Regions from separate parts of the Homo sapiens genome. Here region 2 is linked to region 1. A link is an interaction called in ENCODE POLR2A ChIA-PET data of the cell type or tissue named here. Cell type or tissue: CD4-positive, alpha-beta T cell. All regions are shown on one strand. Each heading gives the region's core, and the rest is flanking DNA. Links, peaks and the distances in the headings are about the cores only. Region 1 overlaps RSBN1 (round spermatid basic protein 1). Region 2 overlaps AP4B1-AS1 (AP4B1 antisense RNA 1).

What was found. ChIA-PET counts read pairs that join two places held together with the same protein. Peaks named below come from ENCODE experiments on the same cell type or tissue, not always from the same donor. Only the 100,000 strongest peaks of a DNase experiment are listed, where the experiment ranks them.
Region 2: POLR2A ChIA-PET joins it to region 1 with 7 read pairs; 5 of 35 experiments call an interaction of 5 or more read pairs at or near these places.

What each region holds. Positions count from the first base shown.
Region 1 is chr1:113,789,833-113,797,215 of GRCh38, forward strand. The region is part of intron 2 of RSBN1 (round spermatid basic protein 1); the gene reads right to left. Among named protein-coding and RNA genes, the nearest start is that of RSBN1, 19 kb to the right of the region's middle. In CD4-positive, alpha-beta T cell, for the core only: no CTCF peak of the experiment used is centred there; a DNase peak (open chromatin) is centred at 2,899; H3K27ac peaks cover 1,725 bases.
Region 2 is chr1:113,868,614-113,875,764 of GRCh38, forward strand. All of the region lies in intron 3 of AP4B1-AS1 (AP4B1 antisense RNA 1), which reads left to right. It overlaps PTPN22 (protein tyrosine phosphatase non-receptor type 22), which reads right to left and starts at 3,099. Exons shown (of 21, transcript NM_015967.8): 1 at 2,924-3,099. The coding sequence starts at 3,010. RefSeq lists enhancers at 2,237-2,286, 2,845-3,104. In CD4-positive, alpha-beta T cell, for the core only: no CTCF peak of the experiment used is centred there; a DNase peak (open chromatin) is centred at 5,898; H3K27ac peaks cover 56 bases.

The sequences.
Region 1 (7,383 bases), core at 1,820-4,319:
GCCCAACAAAATACCAAATATAATGGTTAAAATTAATGTAGAGTTAGATGTATCAAAATAATCTTCAAAAACAATGTTGAACAAAAATAACCTGCAGAATGATACACACAATACACTGTAGTTTTAAAATACAAAGGTACAAGTATTGTTTTTATGTTCATTTGGTATTAGTAAAATGTTAAAAGATAAAACGACATGATAAGCCACAAATTCAGAATAAAGATTTACTTCTAGGGAGAAAGGAAAAGTTTATTTAGAGAAAAAAAAAGCGGGGGAAAGACACGAAGCAGAAATTCGCTTAATATATTTTATACTTTTAGTTACGTGGGGAGTGGGAATGGAGAAGGGAAAGGTTGGAGGGGTAGTAGCGGGTAACTGACATCAAAGATCCTAACCTAATGGGTATAGAGTTTCTGTTTGGTATGAGGAAAAAGTTCTGGAAACGGTAGTGGTAATAGAACAATATATATACCCAATGCCACAGAATTATACACTTTAAAATGGTTAAAATGGTAAATTTTGTGTATATTTGACAACAGTTTTTTAAAAACCTTAGCAGGCTAAGGGATGGTATTCATAACACAAGTAGACAAATTAGCCTGACAAATTAGCCTTTGAGGAGGAGATAGAATATCTTCTCTACTGTAACAGGAGAGAATGAGGAAAAGATGTATACAGATAAAGTTTAAATAGTATTTATGAAGAACAGGTAAACAAGCTAAACAAAGAAAAGAAGTAGGCTTCCCAGGCAATGTTGACAACCCAATGGGAAGCATTATAAAATGTCATGAAGAGACAAAGTCCCCAGTGATGGCCAATCAAAACATGATTTTTTAAAATTTGCACTTTGTAGAGGTCAGATAAGATTATCTCTTAGTTTATGATGCTCTGAAATTCTAAAAAGATGCTATCTACAGGTCAAATGAAAGGAACTAGAGTAATGGTAGATGGTATATGGTTTAAAACAGTGTTTCTTAAACTTGCCTGATCATAGGAATCAAGTCGGTCAAGGTACTTATTTCATGCCTCACTCCAGACCTCATGAACCAAAATTTCCAGAAGAGGAACCTGAGAGTCTAATGTATATTTGAACTAGCAACCCCAAATTATTCTTAGGATCTGGCAAGTTTGGGAAACTCTGGCCTGGAAATAGCAACTGAAAACAAAGAACAAGTTGAATTCTACAGCTTTCCGGAGTTTATGTACTGGAGCACAGTGGAGGAACAAACAGAATTGGGAGGACTGGAGGGAGGTAAGTACGAGACCAAAGAACAGAAAAAACTAAAGCTGCCATGGAAGCAGGAGACATAACGCCAACAGGAAAAACACAGTCTTTGGTAAAATCAGAAGGCAAAGTGGGGAGGGGAGAAGGATGTGGCATCAAAGAGAAATATGCCTATTAAAAAAAATAATAGTTTTGCATAAAATTTATTCTCTTTATAATATCTATAAAATGTTAAACAATTATCTTTGAATATATATACTGCTGTCAATACATATGTAGTGTTTAAATTAGAAACTCAACTTCACAGTTATCCTGTATGAATTTCTGAATTAAGTAAGCTCAACTGTGTCCCCAATACATAGAGCTTCTACAAAGGACAATTATAAATCTGTTAATAACTCAGGAGAACACCAAGCTAAAAAAGCACTATGTGGAAAACCCTGTGTATGGGGGTTGAGAGCGGGTGTGGATTATTCCACAGAACTCACGTTTCAGGAAGAAGCCTATTCAAGCTGACTTTTTAAAACACAGAAAGGAAAAAATTAGCCAGCGATCTTCCTAACCTTGTGCCTTGTGAATAGAAAGGCATTCCTACTTTAAAATATATAGTGAAAAAACAGTGTGACTGGGTCAAAGTGAGTACTTAAAATAAGAGGAAAAAAAAAAGAATCAAGCCTACCATTTTTATTTATGCCATTTTATTTTATAAAACCTGCTACTTAAAATGTTTATTTCTCCTTTTCTATAACACACTAATAATGCATACAGTTCCTTAAGGGTTTCTGAGCTATTTCCCAAGCTATATACTACTCTACTAGTTCTATTCTTATTAGTATTACCAATTCATTATAAAATGTTAATCAATCAAAGATCAGAGTGCATATAACAAGCCCATATAAGGCCTTGTCCCAACACACAACGAGGGAATAACATTTTTTGTTTTTCTCTGGAACCGTAGACACTAAAATTATACACGCCAATGCTACAGAACATTATCATTTTATAGAGTAATAAAAGTAATATAAGAAATAAAACTACCTAAAGTTAAAAAGCTTTGATTCTCAGTGAAACCTCAAAATTATATATGAAAATTTTTGAAAAAGATACTTAAAACATGCAGATTTGCCAATCTTCCCTACCCCCAGCAAACACATAACACACACTCCTCTCCATGTACATCCTTCAATTACTTAGTTGCCAGAAGATCTCAGAGGTGATATTGAAAACAATTCCCTTTTAACTTCACTGTATTTTTAGTGTTTGTTATTATTTGCGCTTGCAATTTATGTACAGATTTTGAGACCTATATGGCCTTGGTGGTCCATTTACTAGCAACATCAGCATCACCAGAAAATGCAGACTATAAGCAAAGCTAGTGCTCACACCTGTAATCCGAACATGCTAGGAGGCCAAAGCAGGAGAATCCGTTGAGACCAGGTGCTCAAGACTAGCCTAGACGACATAGTGAGACTCTGGCTCTATAAAAAAATTTTTAAATTAGCCAATTGTAATAGTACACACCCGTAGTCCTAGCTACTCTAGAGGCTGAGGCACTGGAAATAGCACCTGAAAGCGAAGAACAAGTTGAGTTCCACCACTTCCTGAAGTTTATGTACTGGGGTACAGTGGAGTAAGAAACAGTAGAAAGACTACTAGAGCCTAGGAGTTCAAGGCCTCAGTGAGCCATGATCACACTTCATGATCACACTTCAGCCTGGGCCACAGAGCGAGACCTCATCAAAGAAAGGAGAAAGAAAGGAAGGGAAGGGAGGGGAAGGGGAAGGGAGGAAGGAAGGAAACTCAACTTTATAAAGTTATCCTGTATCAACTGCTAAGAGTTAAGTAATCAAACAAGGATCAGCTTACTGTTTCAATGGACATATAAATTTTTCTGCTCTGGTATTAGAACATTTGAGTTTTCTAGAATGTTAAAAGAAAACCCTATATGTGGATCCTAGCTTTAGCCACCACAATAATTTAAAAATATAAAAATAACAGAAGTTTTCATTTTTCTTGCACAAAATCTACATTTTACTTTCTCCTGCTTAGAGGAGCTGAGTTCTAAAGCTTCTCAAAGTTTAATGTGCATATGAATCACCTTTTAAAAATGCAGATTCTGATTCAGAAAATCTGGGTAAGAGCCCAGTCTACACTCCTAGCAAGCTCCCTGGTGGTGCCAAATTCATACATAGAGCAAACTTTTAGTAGCAAGGTTCTAAAGAAAAGGCATAATTTACAATAGTATTTACCTGTCCACGGTTTGCAAAGCACTAATCTTGATCATGTCTCCAATTCAATTCCTAATTGATAAACCTACCACTTTCCCATCCTTACTTACTGGATCCTTCATATGGATAAAATAAACACTTCATTCTTAAAATGCAGAAAACTTCTAGTCTTTCTTCTGCCTGCCTTTCTTTTTGGTCTTTTCCCATGTTCATCATACTTACTTGTGGATGCATCACAAGATTCCACCCTTAGTTTCATCTCTTTTCCACTGCTATTGCTGGTTCCATCTTCTGCATCTCCGCATCTCCTGCATTAATGGGTTCAACTTCTGCATCTCCAACCTAGACACATCTCTCAAACTTGGATCCATACATTCAATTCCTAAGAGTTCTTTTTTTTTTTTTCTTTTTTTCTTTATTGAGACTTGCTCTGTCGCCCAGGCTGGAGTGAGTGACGTGATCTTGGCTCAGTGCAAACTCCACCTCCCAGGTTCAAGCCAGCATCCCAAGCAGCTGGGATTACAGGCGCCCGCCACCATGTCAGCTAATTTTTGAATTTTTAGTAGACATGGGGTTTCACCACTTTGACCAGGCTGGTCTCAAAATTCCTGATCTCAAGCAATCTGTTCACCTCAGCCTCCAAACTGCTGGGATTACAGATGTGAGACACCATGCCCAGCCTCCTAACAGTTATTTCTAACCGTAAATTCCCACAGGTACCTTCAACTCAAAATATCTCAAACTGAGCTCATCAACACCCTCTAGCCACAGAAACCGGCTTTTTCAACCATGTATTGGCTTTGACCAGCATCGCCATCCACCCATTTGTCCAAACCACATCTGAAGACTATCTCTCTCTCTCACCAAGACTAGTTAAATCTCAACCTTCTAATTATTTCTCAAATTTCTTTCTTTTCTCTCTAATGTCAGTACCAGTTTGGACGTGGAGCATTTATGACATGGTTACTATCGTAACTAACTGGTATTCTTGCTTCCAATCTCATATCCTGCACCACCAATTCCATCCTCCACACTATTATGTAATCTTTGCAAACATAAATGGATAGCAAGCATTTCCCTATTAAAATTCACCAATGACTCCCAATTATCTTTAGGAAAAAGTACTAACTTTTTAAAAGCATGTCATCTAAGGCTCTTCACAATCCTAATCATGTCTCTCTCTCTCTGGTCTCAACTCCTTCCATCCCTTAACAGTCAGTGCATACTCTTGCCATGTCAATCTATTTGTAGCTCCCTCTAAGTGCCGCATTCTCAAATGCCTCTGTGTATTTGCATAGGCTGTTATTCGCTTAAAATGTTCTTACCAAGTTAAGTATTAACATGCTTTCAAGATTGTACTCAAGCATCACATGGCTTAACATGCCTTTTCGAATTACCTCAAGTCTGCATTAGGTAACACAGACAGTGCTCCCTCTATTACAGGGTTTTCCCTATGCGTACCTCTACTCAAGTAGTACTCTGTATTATAATTGCTGGTTTACTCATCTCCCCCACTAGACTGAGCTCATCAATTAGTCCTTTTAAGAACACAGTGCCCAGTACATGGTAGGTTCTCAGTAAGTGCTTGCTGAATAAACTATCTTGAAATATAGTCACGAATAATTATTATGGCTACATATTTAAACTATAAATAACTTCCAATAACTATGTCTCTAAAGCAATAAAAAATTTATTTGACTTTATTTCTAGGTTTAACAGAACTTCATAAAATGTCAAAAGACTTCAGGTAAGTCCACACTGCCCTAGGTATTTGTTTAATTCCCAACGATCTAAAGGGATTTGTTAAAAATATTAGAAACAAAGCCTTTTGCATGCTGTTTCACACGGAGATACTTTAATTTCACTGACCAGAGTGTTAGACAAATAAAAGCACTAATCTCTTCTCCATGGTAAAATGATGTGAACATTGTTCAGGTGGCCTGGGTTTGCATCTGGACTCTTCTACTTACTAGCTATATGACCTTGGATAACAAACAATGAACATCTCCCAGCCTCAGTTTCTTCCATGGGAAACACAGATAAAATTGCTTACCTACCTACCCACTAGGTTGTTTCAAATATTCAGATATGAATGTGAAAGCATTTCTATAAACCATGAAGTGCGAAATCAATTTGAACTACTGTGTTAACTTCTATCCCAACATCTGCTAAAGTTGCAAACTTCAAAGTTTAGTCGGCTAATCCAACCTCCCATATCCACACCATACTCTTCTCTAATGACTGAAAATTCATAAATAAAATTAAGTTCCAGGACCACCAGAGCACAGGACTCATTCAACAGTCCTCAATATTCTTATGTGGTTGAAGCGTTTAATATCTAATTTAATCATAATCTGAAATGTTCTTAAAAAGTGGTTATTTTTTAAATCTCAAAGTAAGTATCAAGGTAAGTTGTTGGTACAGTCATTTAAATTTCAGCTCCATTTTAAAAAATTAATTGGAGGACAAAAATCAGCAGGGAATATTTCAAGATATTTTCTTTTATTAACTATTTAGACTGGATACTGTCTGTTGACATACAAATTTGATCCACTTTAACTAATATGAATGTTAAAAAGACACCCTTACAAAACTGGGACAGTTTTCCCCCAAATTTCTGGCTTATTTCTCAGAAATGCTTGTTGGTCTATCAAAAGAGAAAATTTGCTGCATTTTTCTAAACTAAAAAAATGATAGAGCATGTTGATTCTGCTCTCAGCAATATCTTTCCTTGTTAAATAGGGAACTTATGGGGATTATGGACTATATTAGGAGAAATGTTTTCAGTCTCATCTGCAATATTTATAAAAATAGGATTCCTTGACCTTCAAAGGGCAAAACTTAAAAAAAAAATGAAAATGAAAAAAGAAAATCTACTACAAAAGTCAGCACTTCGGTACCTGGTTGTGGTAATAAGGCCAAAATCCAAGACGAAGCCCTTTATTGCACATGGTGTTCCAACATCTTGGGCAGCCCCATCTTGCGACCTCTCCACATTGGCTGCTCCTGCTCTCTCTACTGCAGAGAGAACTTCAATTAGAGAAATTCTGAAGCTCATAAATCTAAACTGGATACTCCCCTCATTGGAGGCAAAGATGGTAAGACTCACTAAAAAGATTCAAGTTAGAGGAGGTTTCAAATAAATCTAAGTGGCTTGAAACCACTATAATTCAGGCAGCTGAGAGTCTTATTACGGCAACAATCTATTTACCTAAAAAAATATATATATATTAAGGGAAAAGAATGGCAGCAAATTACTAGACAACCTGAAAAAACAGAACATATAATCATAAAAGTTTAAAAAGTGAAAGTCTCCACTAAAGTTGAATTTATAATATATACTGCAGAAACTTATAGCTGACCATTTATATTCAATTCTTACGAGAAAAGCAAGTAAGAAAAAAACTAGGACACATTATTAACTTCTTATTCCCTAAAATAACTTCACTGAAAAAAATGTTTGGTTAAAACCACTGGTTAAGAAGCAGACGTTTCCCTGCTGACTTAAGCCTAGCTGCCCATGCAAGGCTTCAAAAAATGTCTTCACCTACAACAATGTATAGGCAGAAGGAGCAGAGGCTATGGCGGTCTTCCTAATGACACTTCCAAGTCACATAAATGGGGTATATTTCTGGGATGGACTGCCAACAAGTTACTGAAAGAGATATAAAAACTCCAAAAACCTGGCATATAAACAGGCCCATGCCCTCACGTGTTTTATTATGATATAAAAGCAAATCTTAACTAAAGTTATCCTGAGACTAACAGATCTCAATCACATCCTCCATACTAACATTACCCGATTTGTGAAAGACCAGGTAAGTTTTCAAGCTAGTTTTCCATAAAGATTTGTAATGATGTATAACATGTATAAAGCATTCCCTCCAGTAAAGAAGAAGCCCCACCCGAACTCAGTAATTAAGATTTTTC
Region 2 (7,151 bases), core at 4,652-7,151, 82 kb after region 1:
ACACTTAATCACTACCCAAAAACAAGGTCCTTAAAATCAGGAGCTAGAAAAGCAAGGAAGTGATTAATATAAAAGTCAGGATAGTGATTATCCCTTGGCCAGGGTAGGACAGGACAGGGGCAGATGGGTGTAGGGGACCTGATGGGGCATGGGTCTTCGGGGGTCTGACAGTTTCTTGACTTGGGTAGTGGTTGCACTGCTAATGGTTGCTTTATAATTATACTTAAATGTTTTATGTACTTTTCTAAATGTGTATTATATTGCACAATATTAAGCAGCTAAAAAAAACTATAACAAGTTTTTAAGCAGGGAAAAAATGACCAGATTTGGCTGGGCGTGGTGGCTCATGCCTATAATCCTAGTACTTTGGGAGGCTGAGGCGAGTGGATTACCTGGTTGGACAGACCAGCCTGGCCAACATGGTGGAACCTTGTCTCTACTAAAAATACAAAATTAGCCAGGCGTGGTGGCTCATGCCTGTAATCCCAGCTACTTGGGAGGCTGAGGCAGGAAAATCGCTTGAACCAGGGAGGTGGAGGCTGCAGTGAGCCGAGATGGTGTCATTGCATTCCAGCCTGGGTGACAAGAGCAAAACTTTGTCGCCCCCAAAAAAAAGACCAGATTTGTATGATTAAAAGATCACTTGGGTGTTGAACTGAAAATTGACTGAAGGTGGGGCAAGGCTAGAGGCAGAGAAGCCAGTTAGGAGGTAGCTGCTATATTTTGGTGAGAAATTATAATGACTTTAGCTGAGAAAAGGTAAAATATTAGGGATATAGTCTACATTTTTTTTTTTTTGAGACAGAAGTTCGCTCTTGTTGTCCAGGCTGGAGTGCAACAGCTCTATCTCAGTTCACTGCAACCTCTGCCTCCCGAGTTTAAGCGATTCTCCTGTGTCAACCTCTTGAGTAGCTAGGATTACAGGTGCCTGCCACCACGCCCAGCTAATTTTTGTATTTTTAGTAGAAATGGGGTTTCATTATGTTGGCCAGGATGGTCTCAAACTCCTGACCTCAGGTGATCCACCCGCCTCGGCCTCCCAAAGTGCTGGGTTTACAGGTGTGAGCCACTGCCCCCGGCCAGTCTACATTATTTTAAAAAACACAACCAAAATAAAACAGAGGCCGGCACTGCCCCTCAGCTCACTTTTTACATCTATGCCTTGGGTTACCTTGGCTTAGGAATTATAGTCCAGGGGCAGGGACATGTATACACATGTGCTAGAACTTCCTACTTATCTCCTTTCAGGTAACTCTACCAGAGGGGCTCAGACTGATCAGCCAGTGGCAGTGAGAGCACATTTTTCATAGTACCACAAGATTATCCATGTTGAGCTGACATCGGAGTTCCTATCATAATATCTAATCACTCAATAATATCTAATTACTCAAGACTTTCAGAGTGTTTTCACATCTGCTATCCGGTACCAGAGTGTTAGCTCCAGGAGGCAAAGGTTTTGGTTCTTTTTGTTCACCGCTGTATTTTTAGTGCTTAGAACTGAACTTGGTACATACTAAGTGCTCAATAAATGGTACTCAATAAATGACCACATTTAATGATTGTTATTGATATTTAATCATCACAACAATCCTGTGAGGATAGGTAGGACATGTATTATTATCCCCATTTTATAAGTTAGAAAACAGAGAGATTTAAGAACATGTCAAATACTTCATAATTTGGTGAAAAAAAATCATGATTTAATTTCAGGTTTGTACTTCAGTTCCCCTCTTTCCACCCATTTCTTCACAACTGAAGAGCTAAGGTTTAAAATTCTTATATCTCTGAAACGCCAGCTGTAAGCATTCTAAAATACATGATAGGTACTATTAGACACCCTATGTTATCTGATATCTCAGCTTGTAGGGTGAATGAGGCCTACCCAGCTGCCATTGCATCAATAATCACAGTTCTCTCAAAGGAGATTCACTGTTCTTCTGGGTAATCTAATCCACCCAACCTGAAGCTACCTTGTACTCATGTTTCTCTCCTTGACCTACACTTGTCTCTACTCTCCATCCTAGCCATTCCACTTCTCCAAGCAAAAGAAGTTAAGGAAGCCCTGTTATTGAAAAAACACATGTTATAATATATTTTTCATATGAAAAAGAAAAGAAAAATGATGGCCAGACATAGTGGTTCATGCCTGTAATCCCAGCACTTTGGGAGGCAAGATGGGAGGATTGCTTGAAGCCAGGAGTTCGAGACAAGCCTGGGCAAAAAAGCAAGGCTCGTATCTACAAAAAAGAAAAAAACAATTTTTTTTTAAATTAGCCAGGCATGGCGATACACACCTGTGGCCCCAGCTACTCAGGAGGCTGAGGCAAGAGAATCACTTGAGGCCAGGAGTTCAAGGCTACAGTGAGCTGTGGTTGCACTGCTGCACTCCAGCCTGGGTGACAGAGTAAGATTCTGAATCTTAAAAAAACAAACAACAACAACAAAAAAAACTGTGGCAGTGGGTAGTTTTGGTGCTCTTCAAAAACCTTTGTCAACCAAATAGAATCCCAGAGGGGAGGCTAAAAATGTAATATTGCATGAAAAGTTAACATTGGTCTCTTTCTTCTTAATATTAATTAAAATTAGTAATATAAAGCATAAACCACAACTTAGATACCTGGGGAAATCTGGATGTTCAATTAATATTAGTGTTTTTACATCTGGAGTTGTATATGTCTTCTGTAGGATTCCTAACCAAACTCCAAAGAACTAGCAAACAAAATATTAAAACCAGTAATTTTGAGAGAATACCTGAAATACATGCAAACCACTCAGAGAAGTCAAACTTTTTTTTTTCTGTCTTCCCCGCCAAGGTCTCATATTTACTTTATCCCAAGAGCAATTTGGTCTCGGAAAATTGGACCCCCATAGTCAGTTAAATAGTGTATGTAACTACCCTGAGAGGGTCACATACAGGACTCACCAGAAATTCATTGGCAAACTCCTCTTTAGTAATTTTCTTGCTTTGGGCCTCATCCAGGAACTTCTGCAGAATTTCTCTTTGGTCCATGCTGCAGAGCAAGAAAAATAGTCTATAAGTAGGTTGAGGGAGGGCATGTCAAATGTGTGTCATGGCCGAGACACCTCCAAAAAGCCACTGCTGCCGCCTGAGCAGAGCATGCTGAAGGCTGTGGTTTACTGACTTCATCACAAGCCCTAGAGGAAATTAGTACGTAACCACCTTCTGTGGTCACATAACACAGCCATCATCTCACTCCAGGGCCCTAGTGCCTTCCTTCTCAGCAAAGGAACCTGGTTACAATTCAAATTTTTAACAAACAAGAGGCTAACTAGAACGTAAAGTGTGGTCTGCTTAACTGAGATTATTCCATTCCATCACCCATATGCAAAACTCACCTTTCTTCTTGCCTCCCAGAGAAAGAACAGAATTACAGGTCTCCTGAATGAGTTCTGTCTCTCCCCATTTTCCCAGTGAGCACAAGGGCCAAGTTGACACCTTCTGTTTCCTTATGTCCCAAATGAACTCTGCAAAGTTCAGTTAGGCCCAGGAAAGAAGACAGACACTGTTTAGAGTGAGTGACATGTCTTCTACCCGGACTGTTCATCGAAAGGTTTCTTGTCAGTGTGATCAATGAGAAACTTCTGTTCATCACAGAAGGTATTTTTATTCATAACTTTTAAGTCTGCTATATATACCTCAAACTCCCTTTTGAATGAAGCAAAGTCAGATGCTTCTGACAGTCTGTGTCTCTCCCAGGACTGGGGAAGTGCTGACCTCCATTAAGGGAAGTGTTGATTTCAGCACCTCTTCAACCCTCCCAGTAACCTTTGAAGCTTCACTTGGGTTCTGGATATAAAGACTAAGAGTGTTGGTCTATATAGGATCTAGAGCAAGTGGCCCCCACAAGGAGCACCTGACCAGACAGTTAGCTCAATACCCTGCATATGTAATGCTGGTAAACTGTGATGGAACAAAAAGAAAGTAAAATCAACCACCTTGCTGACAACATTGTAACTTTTAGGGCAGAAAGCCTGAAGAACTGTTTCTAAAGAACACATTTCTACTCTGCAACCAATGTCTTAGGAAATAAATTTGTTTCAGGAAGTTATGCTGTGCCTGTGGCATTTTGGCCCTGAAAGGCAGGCTCTTCTAGAAAAACTTTCCACATTTGAGCTTGCATAACCTCTCAATGGGTACAAGTCTACCCAAGTGCCTAATTCAGTGTGAGAACATCCAAAAATCAGTATATCATCTTTATTGAAGGCAGAAGTTCAACAAATGTTAACAAAATTAGTCTTGATCCTGAAGAAAACTGGGAAATGTGTTGTTAGGACTTCCTCTATTTAAGATATTAGCAATCCTTTCTGTTTTGCAACATTATTCAAACTTCCTTCAGGATATCATGATTCTGAACACTGCTTAATCTGAACATTAAAGATACTGCATGCTCTTTACTAAGTACTGCAAAAAAAAAAGAAAGATCATCGAGATATCTTGGTTATAGACAACTTAAAGACAATATTTCAAATTAAGAAACTCAATCCCAGTATACATAAATTAAAATAAACCCTCATTCTTCAGCAATATTTGTTAGGAATAGTATATTTCTTAAATTATCCCCATCTAGAATTAAGAGAGAATTTCTTGCTGCTCTAAGTAACGTGATGTTTACTTTGGCTATTTTAAAACATAAAATATGGGAAATCTTTGATTTATAAAAATACAAAATTTCAAGTTTGTAATAACTAAAACCATGTAAAAGTGTGTACATAGTTAAAGACTAAAAGAAGCAAAAAAGAATCAATTGTGTAAGTTTGCTTTCTAAAATTATCATAATTTTAGAATTATGATAAAGTTTGCTTTCTAAAATTATCATACCGTTTTTAAAATTAGAAATAAACATTTAAAAATCCATTAAGTTGTTCAACAAATTTATTGAGTACCCACTAAATTCTAAACATTGTCTTAGGAGATTGGCATACAACACTGAGAAAGCCAGAATATGGTAAAAACAAAACAAAACAAAACAAAAACATCCTTAGCCAGTTAATAAAGCAACTCAGAACTAAAGATACAGACATGATTACTGATAAAAATTAAAACACTCCTTAGGTAACTTTGGGAAAGAAAATAAAAATAAAAACATTCCAAACTAACTTGCTTAATTGCAGAGTAGCAAAGCATAATCCTAAAAGGAAAATGATTTTCTATGTTTGGACAAAGAAGATAATATAGTTTTATAATTTCTCTGTACCCTTAGAATGTCCTCAATTACACAAAACTAGAACTTTATTAATTTTTATTAATTGATGAGGCAAACCTGCCTAATAAAATTTAAATCTATTTTTCTCAAGCCTATATTTCAGCACAATCTCTTACTAACTTTCTTGTTTCTTCTTAATGAGGGAGAAGACAGAAATAAATAGGAGATAACAAAAAAAATTTTGCTTAGATGCCTCCATAGTCCCTTTCCTCAAAATCTAAGAATCTGTAAATAGTGTCTTGGCAGAACTTCACACTTTTTTAAAAAAGCAAGCAGCAATCTATTCTACTGTAAACCCAAAAGGTATAGAGACATTGTGAAATAACCAAACCCCCAAAACCCACTTAGCTACAAGGCCATTTCCTGAGCAGACCACTCAAGCAAGCAAAAAACAAACTGAAGAAGAAAACAAAAAACTTTAATTATTTTTTTTGTTTTGGGTTTTTTTGTTTGTTTGTTTGTTTTGTTTTGAGACAGGGTCTTGCTATGTTACCCAGACTAGTCTGGAACTCCTGGGCTCAAGTGATCCTTCCACTTCAGACTTCCAAGTAGCTGGAGCTATTATTTTTTTTTTAAAAAAATAAGCTACTACTTAATTTATCACACTTCCTTCTACAGAGCACAATGCTTTTTGATGAAGATTGTGTTGACTCATTTGTATCTTGCGGGAAGATAAAGAGCTGGGGAGGGGAAACAAGACATGCAGTAAAGGTTGGCAAATACCTAAAAGAGTTTCAGAATTTATGATGAATCATTTAAACCAGTCTGGCATAAAACCTAAGTGAACACAATTCCATGCAATAAAAAAAGACTCACAAACATTTTGCCAGAACCATCAAGTAAATTGTGGGAAGTAAATTGTGGATAAGCACCTGAAGAGGAGTGACAAGGCCACATCTCACTGCTGCCTCATGTGGCTGTAGTGCTTGGTCAGAAGGAAGAACACAACAGAGAAGAGTGCTGGTCACCATGTCACCTGTTCCAAGAAGAGGGGAGTATGCTAGTTTAAGGGGAAATATCAGTATCACAGAGGTCAGGAATTAGATTACAATAAACATTAATTGAGGAGAATTTCAGGGAAGACTACAAGGGTAAGATAAACTATTCAATAGGAAAAACATTCAGGATTCTCAGAACATCCTTCTGTCTTTTAGATGAGGGGGAGACATGTTTTACCCTGGAGAAGATACTTACCCAACCTTAGCTTTAGTTTCACTACTCTTGCCTTTCCCTACATTCCAGGGTCATTGATTTGATATGGGATATATATACTGTCTGTGAAACATTCAGTCCTTTGTAAGCATTCTTTTGATCACCAAGGCCTATTGGAAATTTCTCCTCAATGTCTTTTAGATTCAACCTGTCTTTTCCATTCCCACTTAGCCCCATTCCCACTTTCACACCCGGATTCCTATAGCAATAAACTTAGAGTATCTTCCTATCTATATGTTTCCATTCTAGTATCTCCTGTTAACCAAGGCTGGATGAAAGTTCTTAAAACTGCACTTTAATGCTAAAGAATCAGAATAGTTATTGATGATCTACGGGAACAAGTCCAGATTCCTTAGCTTGTCACCAAGCCCCTCCCTGTCAACTATCCCCACCCAACCTATCCAAGCACATCACCTACAGACCTCGTTCGTTCTACTACCACTTTTTTCTACTTCTCACCTTTACCCCTAAGTTTCACCACAATGAAAATAAAACCATAAAGCTCAATTTTTCTTCAAAAATCTTGCCCCTAACTCTGTTTCGCCATGATCTTCCCTTAGTCTGAATCTCTTCAATATAAATCTGTATATTCAGCTATAGAAGTTTTCATTTATTCAATTTCCTTGTCTCCTATAAGTTTATTTAAGAGTTTATTCAAAAGATGTCCCCTGTATTTTCAGATTTATCAAAGGCAATGATAGTGTATTCTATGCG